Regions from separate parts of the Homo sapiens genome. Here region 1 is linked to region 2. The links are chromatin loops, found by intact Hi-C in ENCODE. Cell type or tissue: heart right ventricle. All regions are shown on one strand.

Evidence for each region. Peaks named below come from ENCODE experiments on the same cell type or tissue, not always from the same donor. Only the 100,000 strongest peaks of a DNase experiment are listed, where the experiment ranks them.
Region 1: a loop joins it to region 2, with 2.7 times the contacts of the local background. A loop is called at or near these places in 57 of 110 quality-filtered maps.

What each region holds. Positions count from the first base shown.
Region 1 is chr5:103,028,681-103,036,680 of GRCh38, reverse strand. PAM (peptidylglycine alpha-amidating monooxygenase) reads right to left here. Exons shown (of 26, transcript NM_001177306.2): 26 at 6,965-7,794. The coding sequence ends at 7,616. It also overlaps the pseudogene EIF3KP1. Among named protein-coding and RNA genes, the nearest start is that of GIN1, 87 kb to the left of the region's middle. RefSeq lists an enhancer at 7,592-8,000. In heart right ventricle, a CTCF peak has its summit at 4,819; no DNase peak of the experiment used is centred here.
Region 2 is chr5:102,665,991-102,673,990 of GRCh38, reverse strand. It overlaps LINC00491 (long intergenic non-protein coding RNA 491), which reads left to right and starts at 2,527. Exons shown (of 2, transcript NR_103756.1): 1 at 2,527-2,764. It overlaps LOC105379104 (a long non-coding RNA gene), which reads right to left. Exons shown (of 4, transcript XR_948632.4): 2 at 7,515-8,000. RefSeq lists a silencer at 3,551-3,650 and an enhancer at 5,792-8,000. In heart right ventricle, a CTCF peak has its summit at 3,572 (motif pointing right); a DNase peak (open chromatin) is centred at 3,585.

The DNA.
Region 1 (8,000 bases), 360 kb before region 2:
TTGCACATAATGCAACTTATTTTCAAATGGTTCAGCGAAAGTAAACAAACTAGTGTGTATGTACACATATGTGTGTGTATCTATGAGAGAGAGAATGAAAATATGGCAAAATGTTAAGCACTATAAATTTAAGTGAGGAATATATGGGTGTTCACTGTAAGTCTTCAATAATTCTGTAGCTTTAAAATTTTCAAAGTAAAAAGTGGAGACAACAGAACACCGTAATTTGCTTGCATGTTTGTTTCACAATAAGTAGTATTCACTGAACATCAAATTTTGGTTCTTGATCACTTTGTCTCTTTTTTTGACTGGATGTTTCTATCAACCTTTTTCTGGGTAGATATCATAGTATAAAGATAGCTTTTAAGCCTCAAATCTCTACTCTTGGACGTGTATGTATTTTTTGGTTTTCATTGTTATTTTAACAAAACAAAGTTTAACATTTCTTCTTGTATTCAATATTGTTTGTGGGACCCCTTGAGGCTATCTTCATAAATACATTAGTATAGACTTAATTATAAAATGTCTCTTTTTAATGTAATAATTTAAACATTACACAAATAGCTATTACATTAAACCCCATTATCTGAGAAATATTATGGTTAAGTGTTAAGGTCCAATATAACAGTAATGAATATCCACTCTTTTTTCTTCCATAGAATCTGCTCTTATTCAACTAGCAATAGTATCCTATGTTTCCTTGGGGAAAACCAATCTTTCTGAATCATCAATGTAGTTACTGTGGAACGTGACTGTGTCCCTGGCTCCATGGAGGCTTGGCTAATCCAGCATCACATTTTCCCTGGCCCCAGTGACTGGTTCTGGGGTTGGCACATTGCTGTAGTTTGGATATGGTTTGTTCTGACCTAATTTCATATTGAAATTTGATCCCCAAGTTCAGAAGTGGGACCTAATAGGAAGTGTTTGGGTTATGGGGGCAGATCGCCCATGAACAGATTAATGCCCTCTTTTGGGGTGAGTTCTCACTCTATTAGCTCCCTCCAGAGCCTGTTGTTAAAAGAAGACTGACACCTTCTCCTCTCTCTCTTGCTTCCTTATTCCCCATATGATTGCTGCATATGCTGGCTCTCCTTCACCCTCCACAGTGAGCAGAAGCAGCCTGAGACCCTCACCAAACGCAGATGCCAGTTCCATGCTTCTTGTATAGCCTGCTGAGCCATGAGACATATATACCTCTTTCCTTTATAAATTACCCAGCCTCAGGTATTATTTTATAATAACACAAAATTGACTAAGATACACACGAACCAAATCAGGCCAGTTAGTGTATTGGAACTCTTTGGAAAGAGAAACCATATATGTCAGAGTAAATGCTGGTAGCATCTAAACCTAGAACTGTTGGCTGCCACCTTTATTACTGATGGCAGCCGTGGCCGGTCTAGGAGCAGGCTGCCATGATGCTGGCTGCCATGGGGGAGGCGGAGTCAGGACTGCATGCTCCCTGGAACACAGGAGCCAGGAACAAGCAGAAGCCCCGCCCCCTTCCAAGTTGGAGGGGGCTGTAACCACCCAGCCGTAGCTGTGGACCTAGACATCTCTGCACTGTTGGGGACCTAGGAAGCCCTTCTTGCCCCCACAGGCTTAGAAATACCTGCTTTCACTGCCTGGCCTTTCCCTGCTCCTGGCACCCACTGCAATTTTGGAGCAAAGATGAGGCCAAGCTCAGGTGCTGTCATGACCTGGCTGGGTGTGTGCATGCTAGGAGCAGTGCTGACATGCCAGCCCCCTGCCACTCTGGCCCCCTCTGGATTTTGGGTGCTAATGAGCACAGGAGGGAGGCTGGGAGGTTGCTGAGGATGGCTTGGCACAAGCCTGCAGGTGCTCCGGGCACAAACAGTTTGGGTGAACAGCAGGTTGATGGCGGAGGGAGGCAGACAGGCTTCTGGGCAGAAAGGGGCAGGTCCCTGGTGAAGCTCCACCTTCAGGCCTGGGATGGCATGAAGCCTGAGGCCCAGAGTGCCAGTTCCGTGGACCAGAGTGAGAACTTATGGTGCTTTATCTGACTTGCCCGTGGCTGCCCATGGACCAATCAACATGTACTTCCTCTCCTCCAAAGCCCAGAAAAACCCTGGACTCAGCTGTACTAGGGCGTCAGGATGACCTTCCTGCAGAGAGGAACTACCCACTGTGGGTCTCCTCTCAGCTGAGTTGAGCAGACATTGGGAGGACATGCCTGCAGAGAGGAGCTACCCACTGTGGGTCTCCTCTCAGCTGAGAGCTGAGCAGATGTCAGGATGACCTCCCTGCAGAGAGGAGCTCACCCACTCCAGGTCGCCCCTCCACTGAGAGCTGAACTCATTGGGATGAACTGCCTGCAGAAAGGAGTTACCCACTTTGGGTCTCCTGAGAGCTGTACTCTTGCTCAATAAAGCACATCTTCACCTTACTCACCCTCCAGATGGCCACATACCTCATTCTTCTCAGACATGAGACAAGAACTCGGGACCTGCCTAATGGTAGAACTGAAGAGTGGTAACACAAACAGAGCTGAAACATGCCCCTTGCTTACCACGTTGTGGGTGACAAGAAGGAGAGAAGAGAGAAGGAGGGATGAGCTGTAGCCCTTCAGGGAGCCCAGACCTAGGAGCACCCGAGCCAGGGTGTTGACACCCTCTTTGGGGCTCTGCAGTTCCTGGCCTCTCCAAGCTTCTGGGCCCCACTGCGTTCCCCAGTGCCCACAGTGGAAGCCATTTGTGGTATGCCTGGTGCAGCTGCAGCCTTGCAGGGAGCCAGTACCTGTGCCAGCACTGAGAGCTACCTGCCCTGCTACAGCCAGCATACCTGGCAGTGCGCAGTGGCCGGACCCCATACTCGCTCACTCATGCACCCCTTGCTGCTCTGTGCCTGGCTTGCCCTTGGCAGGCATGGGATCCGGGCTGGATCCTCTGACATTACCACATATGTGGAGAGTCTGAATGAAGGTAAACCCTATATAGAAGCAAGCCAAACTGAGAGGGAAGCCAAATCCTGTTTGTTTCATCTGAGTCTCTGGATCTAGCCATGCCTGGGCTTTTCAGTTATATGAATCAAACAATAATATTTTTTATTGATAAATTGTTATTTTCCTCATTTATTATATAGTAATTCTTAATAACAAGAATTTATAACAAGAACATGTTTAGTTCTTAAACCTGTTTGAATTTGTTTGTGATTACTAAAGAAGCCTAAGACAATGGTATGTAAAATAATCAAATCTAGAACTCAAAATTTCAGATCTTTTCTGACCTTAACCCAGTGTTCTTTGCAAACTCAAAAGAATGGCTAAGACTGGGCCATTCTATTGAATAGTGCTGTCTCCTTATCTGGAAGTATAAGTGAGTTGTAAGAACCAGTGCAATTGTGTTGTTCTAGCTACATGCATGGTTGACACTCTTCCAATTACAGAGGACAAGTTAATTACCAAATAAACAAAGCAGAGAATCACAACTACAGGGAGTTTTCATCATGAGAAATCTCCTGCTGAGAAGGTAAAATTATTAGGCAAAGGAGTACGAGGCTAGAACTAGCATCAGAAAGGACTCAACTTACCCATCAGTTTTCTAGACAATATATGTATATTTTGAAGGCATGAAGAATTATATAATATTCTTTTTTTTTAAGTCAACAAATCTTTATTAAACACCTGCAGTTACTGGAAGAAGGCCATGATGCTGGACACACTGTCAAAGTCTATCTTCTCCACAGGGTTCTTGGGCTTAATGTTCTCTTCCTGGCTACAGATGAAGATCTGCTGGGACTCATCAGCCCTCCAGGTGTATTTTCTCATCCACACCTTCAGCTGGCTGTCCGACAGATACCCAGGCATCTCGGCCAGCAGCCAGTGGTCGATGTGCTGGTAAGTGATACCCACGACAGGGCAGATACACATTCGGACAGAGTCTTCAAAGCCAGTTATACCTTCCAAGAGGTCCACGTTTTCATCCAGGGCTTCCCAGAAGGCCTGAAAGAGGCTGGTCTCCAGCAGGTCCTTGAGATACAAAATCTGTCAGATGGCCACTCTTCTTGATGTGCCTGGCCAATCATGCACTTACACGGGGTGAAGTTGGTATGTGGCAGGTTGGTGAGGGCCTTCAGCTGGATCTGGGCAGTGTCCGTGGTCTGAAAAAACACTGGGTTGGACTGGTACAGCTTCAGGACAACTGGGTTGGCTTCCAGATCATAGGCAGTGTCCTTGGCCTGCATCTCCACGTAGCACTCCAGGGTGGCCAGCTTCTCAGGATTGTTCCTGTTGATACCCTGGAGCAACATGCCCACATTGGCTCTCATCTGCTCAAATATCACCATGACTGCTGTCACCTTCCACAATGAGGGCTGGAAGCTAACACCAGACTGGCACGGTGTCCTCAAATACAGCATTCTTATATGACTTATTCATTTTAAGGGAGTTTGTATAAAATGCATTTTTGTTCAAAAACAAAAAGAGTTCTATTGTCATACTTGTTTTTTATAAGCTCCTATTTTGTATTATATCTTGGTATATCTGAATAAGAGCACTTTTTTTAAACCAGGTTTTCATTGGTAAATCCTTTCTGTATGATAGTACAGTGTATACTCAATTTTGAAACCCAGAAAAATTCACGTCCTTTTTTTATATCAGTACTTTGGATATGTGATAGACATCTTTGTGTTTTGGTGTTTCAAAATTTTTAAGGCTATGAACAGGAATCATATTTACCATCATCAATGATTAAGTTCTTTTAATTAAATCATGATACTATAAAAACACTCCAAATAGATTTGCTTATTCTAGCCTTTAGATGTGATTCAAAAATAAAAAGGAGGCCTCTAGGGAGGCCACTAGTGGCCTTTCTATGCACCTAAGTTATTTCCCTAGTGGAATAAAGAGCATCAGGGGACTAAAGGAAGAAGCTGCTGCTAAGTTCTGGCCCTGAAGATAATTTGCATATGGGATTTTTCATGAATTGAGTTTGAGGCACTGGGGTTGATGACTTCTAGGCCTAACCATCACTCTACAGAGACCACATCTTTGAGAATATTAACTTCCTGTGCCTAAGAATGTTTTAAAGTTCAGCTACTCTCTGTAGCACTATGTTTCTTGGAGATGAACCATGGAACACCTGAATTCAAATCACCAGGAATGCTTCTTAAAAATGTAGATTTCTAGGACCCACCCAGTGCAGTGAATCAGAAACTATGGGAAAGGGACCAAATTAGTACTTCTAAAATAAGTACTCACAGTTGATTCTTACCCACATTAAAGTTTGAGACGTATTGCTACAGGCTACATCAACTTTGAGCTACATGTAGGTGACAGTCTGGGAAACAAGCACTAATACAGATTCTATGGATTTAATTGTCATTCAGTTTCCTAAATATTTGATTTTATATAACATCTGGATGAGAGTTAAAAGATGCACGGTAATTTTGAAAAATAATATGCTGATTTAATAAACTAAAGAGGAAAGCTTAGAACAAAAGATTTTATGCAAATGATAATTCAGGGCCAATTCAGTGAATGACAAGCTATTCTTTTAACTCTCCCAAATCAAATTTTCAAGGTACTTTAATAGAAGAAAAAATGAAAGCACAGCTGTTTCCCTTTGCTTTTTTAATAAGTCATTTATGCCCATTTTAATTATCCAATTTAACACATTCAACAATTAAGGCATTCAGATTTTGGTGCTAACAGTCATATCAAAACACCTCAGATCCTGTCTTCCCCCTCCAAACATCTGTAAACTATAATTTATGTGAAAATATAGCTATCCACTTATTGTAACTGGCAAGATAGAATAGCTATTCTCGAAGACAATGGTTTTCAACTGTGACTGCACAATAGAAACACCTGGACAAATTTAAAAACATGAACCATACCTGTATTCCATTGTAAGCCAACTAAATAAAGATCACTGGAAAGAGTGAGTGCCCAACAATTTTTTTCTTAAATTCTCCAGGCGATTCTACTGTGGCCAGGCCTAGGATTCACTCCTCTGGGACATTTCTCAGGCAGTGCATTCTCTGACTCGATAAATGAAGTTCAGCCAAGAATAATCAGTGGAAAGATTGCCTGAAGTCAATGTCATTCATTACTTTCCAGGCTACCATCTTTAATTAACCCAGGTTGGCAGAATAAAGGTGGAGTGCTAGGACAGGATTGTAATGCCCTAGCAGACTTACCGTTTCCAAATTTCCCTTCTGTACTCTCATGTACTTTATGATTAGTCAATTATATCTGTATTATTCCAACTACTATGATGCCGGAAAAACAGGTTGGCATTTTTGAAAAAGAGTTTTAGATTCCTATCATTTTAAAATGGAAAATTATCTGGTTCTTACTAACTTGCATTGACGAATTACGAAAAAGACGTTTTAAAACTAATCTGCAATCACTGTAAAAGATGAATATATTCCTATGGATACATGGAAATTGTATTTTATTTTAGAGAAAGGATCTCACTCTGTAGCCTAGGCTGGAGTACAGTGGATTGATCATAGCTCACTGCAGCCTTGAATTTCTGGGCTCAAACAATCCTTCTGCTTGGCCTCCCACAATCCTTCTGCTTGGCCTCCCAAAGTCCTGGAAGTATAGGCTTGAGCCACTGTACCTGCCCTGAAATTATTTTTTAAAAGGAAAACTATTATTAGTGATCCCTACTGATGGATCATTTGCATATGTAATTTGAGACACAGGTATCCACTTAGCTGTGATTACCTTTTATTAAAGTATTTATCCTCTGATTGATATATAGGCAAAAACCCTCTTTGGATTTTAGAAGAGCCTGACTTTACAAATTTATGTAAACTCAGGCTGGTTTTTAATTTATATTGGCTAAAGTATCTTCTAAATTTTGTACAATACACACATTTCTTTTAGTTGAAGACATCGAGTAAGTTTCACTAATATTTGTGGGTTTGTGTAATTATTATAAAAGTTGTATGTAAAATCTGCAAATACGCAAAAACTGGAAAATACACTGACAGCTAATGCTCTGAAAACACTTTATTACACAAATTACATTCAGATTCTGAAAATAGTGTTCTAACAGTGTAACCATCTAAAAATAAGACATCCCAAAAACACACCAACTGAAGAAAATTTAAAAAAGAATTTAAATAGAGACTTTTTTATTTCCTTCATTGCAATATAATGTTAGTGATTTTAAAAAAATAGGAGATTTAGCAGCTTTGTCGTCATGTAGCACAAAGTTTCTCTTTACTGCCACAGGCTAAGAATGCTGAACAGGAAAGGCACCAAAGAAAGACACTGGCAATGAAAGTGCTATTGGGAAAATACTGTGTTCAAGCAAAGAATGGGGTTATTTACATCCACCAAAAAGTCTCAAAAGTGTAAATGGGCAAATCTTCCATTGTTAGATTAGAATTATGATGGAAAAAGAGGACGGTTTCTCTAGTCTATGTTCATATAAAGACAATGGCACTGTTATGAACTTTTAGGAAACTCCTCAACTAGAAACAGAAGCCAACTTAACCAAAACGAAGTAAATAAAGTGTGTACAGTCCCACACAGACTAGTACAGTTTACAATTAAATACACAGAACTTTAAACGTGCTAAAGGGAAAGGAATCTGACATTCTGGGTAAATCTTACTCAATCTAAATCAAAGCTTGGTTTTCAGGAGGAGGAAGGTGCGAGCGCAGGCAGAGGTGCTGAATACTCCTCTTCTGATTCACTTCCATCATCCTCTTTCTCTTGGTCACTGCCCTCAGTGCTAAGCCGGTCAAACCCTTTTCGACTGTAGCCCTTACGGCTTGCAAAGAAATTACCAAGGTTTAAGCCTCCACTTCCCTTTCCTGAAAAAAAGCAAACAATAACAGAATTGGGTAAAGTTTGCAGCAATGTCTGTTACCTTGTAAATTCTTAAATGATAAAGTCAGAAGGTGGGGATGGGAAAGGGGAGATTATTTTATTTAAAAATAAAATAGAAAAACAGACAGAGACGTATCCTACAGAGCCATATAGATGCTACTATTAAAGAAGAAAAACAAAAGCTCCCAAG
Region 2 (8,000 bases):
CAGTAGTCATTCAGGAGCAGGTTGTTCGGTTTCCATGTAGTTGAGCGGTTTTGAGTGAGATTCTTAATCCTGAGTTCTAGTTTGATTGCACTGTGGTCTGAGAGATAGTTTGTTATAATCTCTGTTCCTTTACATTTGCTGAGGAGAGCTTTACTTCCAAGTATGTGGTCAATTTTGGAATAGGTGTGGTGTGGTGCTGAAAAAAATGTATATTCTGTTGATTTGGGGTGGAGAGTTCTGTAGATGTCTATTAGGTCCGCTTGGTGCAGAGCTGAGTTCAATTCCTGGGTATCCTTGTTGACTTTCTGTCTCGTTGATCCGTCTAATGTTGACAGTGGGGTGTTAAAGTCTCCCATTATTAATGTGTGGGAGTCTAAGTCTCTTTGTATGTCACTCAGGACTTGCTTTATGAATCTTGGTTCTCCTGTATTGGGTGCATATATATTTAGTATAGTTAGCTCTTCTTGTTGAATTGATCCCTTTACCATTATGCAATGGCCTTCTTTGTCTCTTTTGATCTTTGTTGGTTTAAAGTGTGTTTTATCAGAGACTAGTATTGCAACCCCTGCCTTTTTTTGTTTTCCATTTGCTTGGTAGATCTTCCTCCATCCTTTTATTTTGAGCCTATGTGTGTCTCTGCACGTGATATGGGTTTCCTGAATACAGCACACTGATGGGTCTTGACTCTTTATCCAATTTGCCAGTCTGTGTCTTTTAATTGGAGCATTTAGTCCATTTACATTTAAAGTTAATATTGTTATGTGTGAATTTGATCCTGTCATTATGATGTTAGCTGGTGATTTTGCTCGTTAGTTGATGCAGTTTCTTCCTAGTCTTGATGGTCTTTACATTTTGGCATGATTTTGCAGTGGCTGGTACCAGTTGTTCCTTTCCATGTTTAGTGCTTCCTTCAGGAGCTCTTTTAGGGCAGGCCTGGTGGTGACAAAATCTCTCAGCATTTGCTTGTCTGTAAAGGATTGTATTTTTCCTTCGCTTATGAAGCTTAGTTTGGCTGGATATGAAATTCTGGGTTGAAAATTCTTGTCTTTAAGAATGTTGAATATTGGCCCTCACTCTCTTCTGGCTTGTAGGGTTTCTGCCGAGAGAACCGCTGTTAGTCTGATGCACTTCCCTTTGAGGGTAACCCGACCTTTCTCTCTGGCTGCCCTTAACATTTTTTCCTTCATTTCAACTTTGGTGAATCTGACAATTATGTGTCTTGGAGTTGCTCTTCTCAAGGAGTAACTTTGTGGCGTTCTCTGTATTTCCTGAATCTGAACGTTGGCCTGCCTTGCTAGATTGGGGAAGTTCTCCTGGATAATATCCTGCAGAGTGTTTTCCAACTTGGTTCCATTCTCCCCATCACTTTCAGGTACACCAATCAGACGTAGATTTGGTCTTTTCACATAGTCCCATATTTCTTGGAGGCTTTGCTCATTTCTTTTATTCTTTTTTCTCTAAACTTCCCTTCTCTCTTCATTTCATTCATTTCATCTTCCATCGCTGATACCCTTTCTTCCAGTTGATCGCATCGGCTCCTGAGGCTTCTGCATTCTTCACGTAGTTCTCAAGCCTTGGTTTTCAGCTCCATCAGCTCCTTTAAGCACTTCTCTGTATTGGTTATTCTAGTTGTACATTCTTCTAAATTTTTTTCAAAGTTTTCAACTTCTTTGCCTTTGGTTTGAATGTCCTCCCGTAGCTCAGAGTAATTTGATCGTCTGAAGCCTTCTTCTCTCAGCTCGTCAAAGTCATTCTCCATCCAGCTTTGTTCCGTTGCTGGTGAGGAACTGCGTTCCTTTGGAGGAGGAGAGGCGCTCTGCTTTCTAGAGTTTCCAGTTTTTCTGTTCTGTTTTTTCCCCATCTTTGTGGTTTTATCTACTTTTGGTCTTTGATGATGGTGATGTACAAATGGGTTTTTGGTGTGGATGTCCTTTCTGTTTGTTAATTTTCCTTCTAACAGACATGACCCTCAGCTGCAGGTCTGTTGGAATACCCTGCCGTGTGAGGTGTCAGTGTGCCCCTGCTGGGGGGTGCCTCCCAGTTAGGCTGCTCAGGGGTCAGGGGTCAGGGACCCACTTGAGGAGGCAGTCTGCAGGTTCTCAGATCTCCAGCTGCGTGCTGGGAGAACCACTGCTCTCTTCAAAGCTGTCAGACAGGGACATTTAAGTCTGTAGAGGTTACTGCTTTTTGTTTGTCTGTGCCCTGCCCCCAGAGGTGGAGCCTACAGAGGCAGGCAGGCCTCCTTGAGCTGTGGTGGGCTCCACCCAGTTGGAGCTTCCCTGCTGCTTTGTTTACCTAAGCAAGCCTGGGCAATGGCGGGCGCCCCTCCCCCAGCCTAGCTGCCGCTTGCAGTTTGATCTCAGACTGCTGTGCTAGCAATCAGCGAGACTCCGTGGGTGTAGGACCCTCCGAGCCAGGTGTAGGATATAATCTCGTGGTGCGCCGTTTTTTAAGCCCATCAGAAAAGCGCAGTATTCGGGTGGGAGTGACCCGACTTTCCAGGTGCCGTCCATCACCCCTTTCTTTGACTCGGAAAGGGAACTCCCTGACCCCTTGCGCTTCCCGAGTGAGGCAATGCCTCGCCCTGCTTCGACTCGCGCATGGTGCGCGCACGCACTGACCTGCGCCCACTGTCTGGCACTCCCTAGTGAGATGAACCCGGTACCTCAGATGGAAATGCAGAAATCACCAGTCTTCTGCGTCGCTCACGCTGGGAGCTGTAGACCGGAGCTGTTCCTATTCGGCCATCTTGTCTCCTCCCGTGGTAAGTTTTTTTGGGGGTTAGAATTTCAACTTAAGAGTGTTGGAAAGACACAAACATTCAGACCACAGAAGTTTCATTTGTATTTACAATTTGTATTTTCAATTTGACATAAATAAAAATGAGACTTGCAGAATGCAATTTAGAAAACTCAGCCATGCACGCTACTGTAATAGTTCTATTAAGATGTATTTTTAAATGCTGTGACAAAATATTCCTGCCATCTTTAAAAAATAGGTTTGATGATTTGAAAATGGACAGGTCACTTTAAAGAGATCCTTAGTAGTCTATGGAAAGTAACATTTATAACAACTTGAAACTCAAAGGAAAGGAAACTCGGGGAGAAGCACATTCAATAATTTCCAAGGTAACATGGATGCACACTACGTGTGCGGCTTTCATCTCATTTCTTGCTTCCGTGGCCTTCCAAGGAAGAACACAATGTATTCTTCATTGAAAAAAAATTGCAGAGAAGGCAGTGTAAGAAAGAGGTATTTTGAGAACTAATTGAAGTCTTTGTAAGTCACGTTAATGCCTTTCTGCCAATAACTTATTTGCGGATACAGGAGGATTTTCACCCCTCCTCTCCCTGCCACCCCCATCCCCAAAATATCCCACACCTGGGTTACATTGGTTGAAAAAATAATTGTTCCGGTACTTTTCAAGCATTAAAAACATTGTATGTGAGTGTTTTGTTTTTGTTTTTTGTTTGTTTTGTTTTGTTTTTCTTAGTGCAAGATTAATCAGGCGGTCTCAAGTGTATTTAAAAGTTAGGAATGAGGAGGGCACTGTGATGACCGTCATGGCCAGTAGAGGGCAGGAAACTGGAATGGACGGGGGAGCGGGCCATGTACAAAGCGGGGCTCTGATCTCTCTTGTGTTTTGGTGCAGTTTGTATGGACTAGATGGCTGAGAACTCCAGTAGAGAGGAATAAATCACCACCAGAATCAAAAGAGACTGGAACAGGTGAAAATTAGAAAGCTGTTGTGACAAAGTCCAGGATAAGATGTGAGATTTCTGGGGCAGGTATCTGGTGATGAAACCAAGAAGAGCATGCCGTTAAGAATTTGATCAAGATTGAATAACTTCTGGCAATTTACTTATAAAGTGACTTTTGCAGTCCTGGGTCATGGTACTCTTGCATGTACTACTGAGAAGTCACATTACAAAATAAAAAATAAATTTAAAAAGAAGGAAAAAAGAAATTTAAAAATCTTTGCCAAGTATGTAGGGGAAAAGTTGTATATAACTTTTTTGTCTACTATAAAAGAAGACGACTTTTTTTGTCGTCTACTAGTGAGTTTGGATATTTTTCATACTTTTAAAAACCAATTTTAATTAATTTTATTTTTCTTTCCCCTCAATTAAATACAGTCTTACCTTTAGTGAATATTATTTATGTAATATTATAAACATATATTATACATAAAGTAGTGCACCAAGATTCTGGAGAGGGGGCTGTAGGGAGATTAAAACAAAAGGCCTGGGCTGGGCATGGTGGCTCACGCCTGTAATCCCAGCACTTTGGGAGGCCGAAGCAGGTGAATCACGAGGTCAGGAGTTCGAGACCAGCCTGGTCAACATAGTGAAACCCCATCTCTACTAAAAATACAAAAAATTACCTGGGTGTGGTGGCTGGCTCCTGTAATCCCAGCTACTCAGGAAGCTGAGGCAGAAGAATTGCTTGAACCTGGGAGGCGGTGGTTGCAGTGAACCAAGATCACACTACTGCACTCCAGCCCGGGTGACAGTGTGAGACTCAGTCTAAAAAAAAAAAAAAAAAGAATGTCCACAACAAATTCCTCCTCTGAAATTGATATATTGGCTAGATAGAACAGCAGGTGCAGAATAATGTGAACAGAGAAGGAAGGGAATGGGGGCAGAAAGTGTTAAATGCAGACACACTGCTAAACAAAATCACCAGTAAGTGGAACTTATATACCTCCTTTGAATTCTGTCCCAGTGGTCAGTGTTGGAGAATTGTCTCTGGGTCAGGGGCAGAAGAGAAGGCTAGATGGAAGATCCAAGAAGCCCTCTGAGACTCAGGGAATGCTTTATAACATGTTTACCTGCTGGCTTACTATTTAAAGATGTCAAGGAAATTTCAGGTTTCACTTCTAATGGTATAAAACAGTGTTTTGCCAAGAAGACCCTGTAAAGGTCTTACTTAGGACTCCTGCCTTCACTCAGGAAGTGTGTTTGTGAACACACACTACAGCTAGTGGATAGTCTTAGGGCCACTAGCTGAGAGTCATTTTCGTTTTAGGAAAAGCAAGTTTTGCATTGAATAAAGGAGACATTTTATCCTATATTGTACCCTCCCTCTGGGCTTTGGCAGTGCACCCAGCTTTCAGTAGGGAGAGCCTAATTTGGTTACTTCTCTGCAGTCTTTGATTAATGCACAGGACCATTCATGCCATTCATGATCATGTTAGTGACTTTCTCAAGGGCTCTCAACTGGATAAGTCAGCAGATGGCTGAGAAATACTCACCTGCTGTTTACAGTCAGTACGAAGCTTGTTAATCTGGTTCTTCCAGGAATCTCATGTGAATGAGACTAGCCACTATGCTACTCTACACACAATTTCAAAAATCTGTTTTTTTGCTCAAGGTTCAACTATCAAAATGGTTTGATAGCATAAGTAAAGTATTTTGCAGTTCCCTTTTCTGAGATAAAACCAGTTTGACATCTATAAAAAGACAGAATTACGTTACAGGATTAGAAGTGTTAATGCGGATGTGAAATTTGACACATCTGCTAAAGCATGGAAGTCAATCCACCTATCAATCATTTGCATAGGGGAGAGAACACATTCTTTTCCTGGATGTATCATTTATCACCTGGGTGACCCTGGGTTTTGCAATTACCTATTCAATTACCATTTCCTTAAATCTGTTAAGTTGAGATTAAAAACAGCAAGCAAGCATACTTCACTGAGTTATCTTGAGGATCTAAGAAGACTACATAAATGAAAGAATTTACAAACTATAAAGCCAAACACAGATGTGAAGAGTTATGGCCAAGAAGTGGCATGCATGGATCATCTACTATGTTTCTGACACAGCTTTGGAAGATACAAAATAGATCAAAGGTGTGACCGTTGCCCTCCACGTTTGTATGGTCCGGAAAACTGAGAGCAGCACAAGACAGTATCTGATAAAGGTGTAAGGAGCTGCTGCAAAACAAGTGGCATCAGGGTTTAGAAGAGAAAGAGATGAACAAGGGTTAACACGCAGATTAGCAGCATTATGGAAGTGGTAGGTATTGACTTGCACTTTGAGAAAGGAAAATGGGAGAACGGAGAGGATTGATATCAAAAGAAGCTAAAAAGGGCTTTAAGTTCTAAGTTTATCATTTATCTCCTGTCCTAAAACGTCCTTTTTCTACTATGTTCACTGTCAAACTCCTTATTTATAAGTTAACTTCATCCTTGTCCCTAGGAACTCCTCCCTGACCCTCCCAAATGGAGCTGATCACTGTCTCCCTTAGTGGCTTCTAGCCTGGAATAATACACATTTACATTATTGAAATATCTCATCAACAATGGAGTAATTGGTATCATTTTTGAAGTAAGACAGACCTCGGTTCCAATCTCATTTTGCTGCTACTGGGCCCTTTGACCTTGGGCAAATCCTTTACACTCTTGAGCCTGAGTACCTTCATCTGTTGGTTGTGAATGATAATAACGACATAGGGTTATTATGAGCACTAAATAAGGAATAGTGTCTAAATGAGTCTTGCATGTAGTAAAGAAGTGACTTCAAAAACAACATCCATTGTTAAATTTTATGAATCCCGTTACCCTTGTTAGATAGTGTGGAGCTCTCATTATGCTCTTTTTAGATACTAGCACCTAGCACAGGGGCCAGGTACCTAGAGGGTACCTGATAAATATTTGAACAAATATGAGTATTCAAGATGGAAAAAGGCATTTTAGGACATGGCAGGAGCAAAGATACAGAAATAGAGATAATCTGTGTGAGGGAATAGTTGCAAGGGGTGAGACTAGGAAGGGAGAGGTAATGAGATAATTCTTCTGATCTGATCAGAGGAAAGATTTGTATAGGGGAATAAATTATGCTGGCTGGATTGATGGGGTCCAGGTGGAAGAAGACGAGGCCCAGAGTGTGGATTTGTTGTAGGTAAGAGGGGGAATTTCTTGAGGAAGAAAGACACAATGAAAATGATGAATAAATTGCTTAGGACTTTTGTGGTCCAATAAACAAGTTATTTTTAGAATAATAGATAAATTCCTACCATTATTTATAACTTTAATTTGTTACATTTTTACTTTATTATAAGAGGAACATGTCAATATTTTTCTCTTGATGCCAAGTTTTAAAAGAAAAGCAAAATAGGTATGGCTGTGTGGTAAGGACTCCTATAAATCAGTGAAGATCCGGCCTTCTGAAGAAATTAAAGGGTGTCTTAAATATAATGATTAATGTCTTTAAAATACCCATCAATCTTAGAGGAATGAACAAACCACTATTAGAACCATATGTCGCCCTCATTCTTTGTGTGGAACTTCCATGAAAGTCACTAGGAGTTCAGTGGAATGATGAAGAGAAGCATATGGCACTAGATCTGAACTAAATTAATAACAGTATGAAAACACAGTTAAATAGTGATAATCCCCCTTGTTATCCAGCTTTTTTCTTTTTCAGACAACTCTTGGTGTCTAGTTAAGCACCAGAAAGACACTTGTTAATGGGGAGAGCTGATGTGTGAGGAGAAACCATGTGGCATACCTTTTGAAACAAGCTGAAGAGGCAGTGATTTGGGGCTTCCGTGCTCAGGACTGCCATGGAGTCATTTGGAGATCAAAAAAAAGCCTAAACCTGATTATGCTTTAGGCATTCCATCTGGCTCTGACCCACACTGTTGCCATAGCCACCCATCTCCTAGCAACAATGAACAGGGTTTTCAGGGCTCTAAAGTGACAAAGCATGTGAGCAAATAATATAAATGTAATCACAATCGGCTAATAATCCAAGAGGTTATTCATAGTTAAAGTTTACTGTGAAGAGCTACAAGAATCTGTGGTTTCATGATTGTATCTTTTTCTGTGATGGGTTTTGATAAGAAAATGCCTTGGCTTAAACTGAGGCAGCCTGACAGCTTGTTATTGAACATAAAGACTACAAATATCATTATAGGGAAGATAATAAAAGTTGAACTTCATTTTAAATCATCTAGAAAACATAATCATTATCTTGAATAACCTGACCATCATC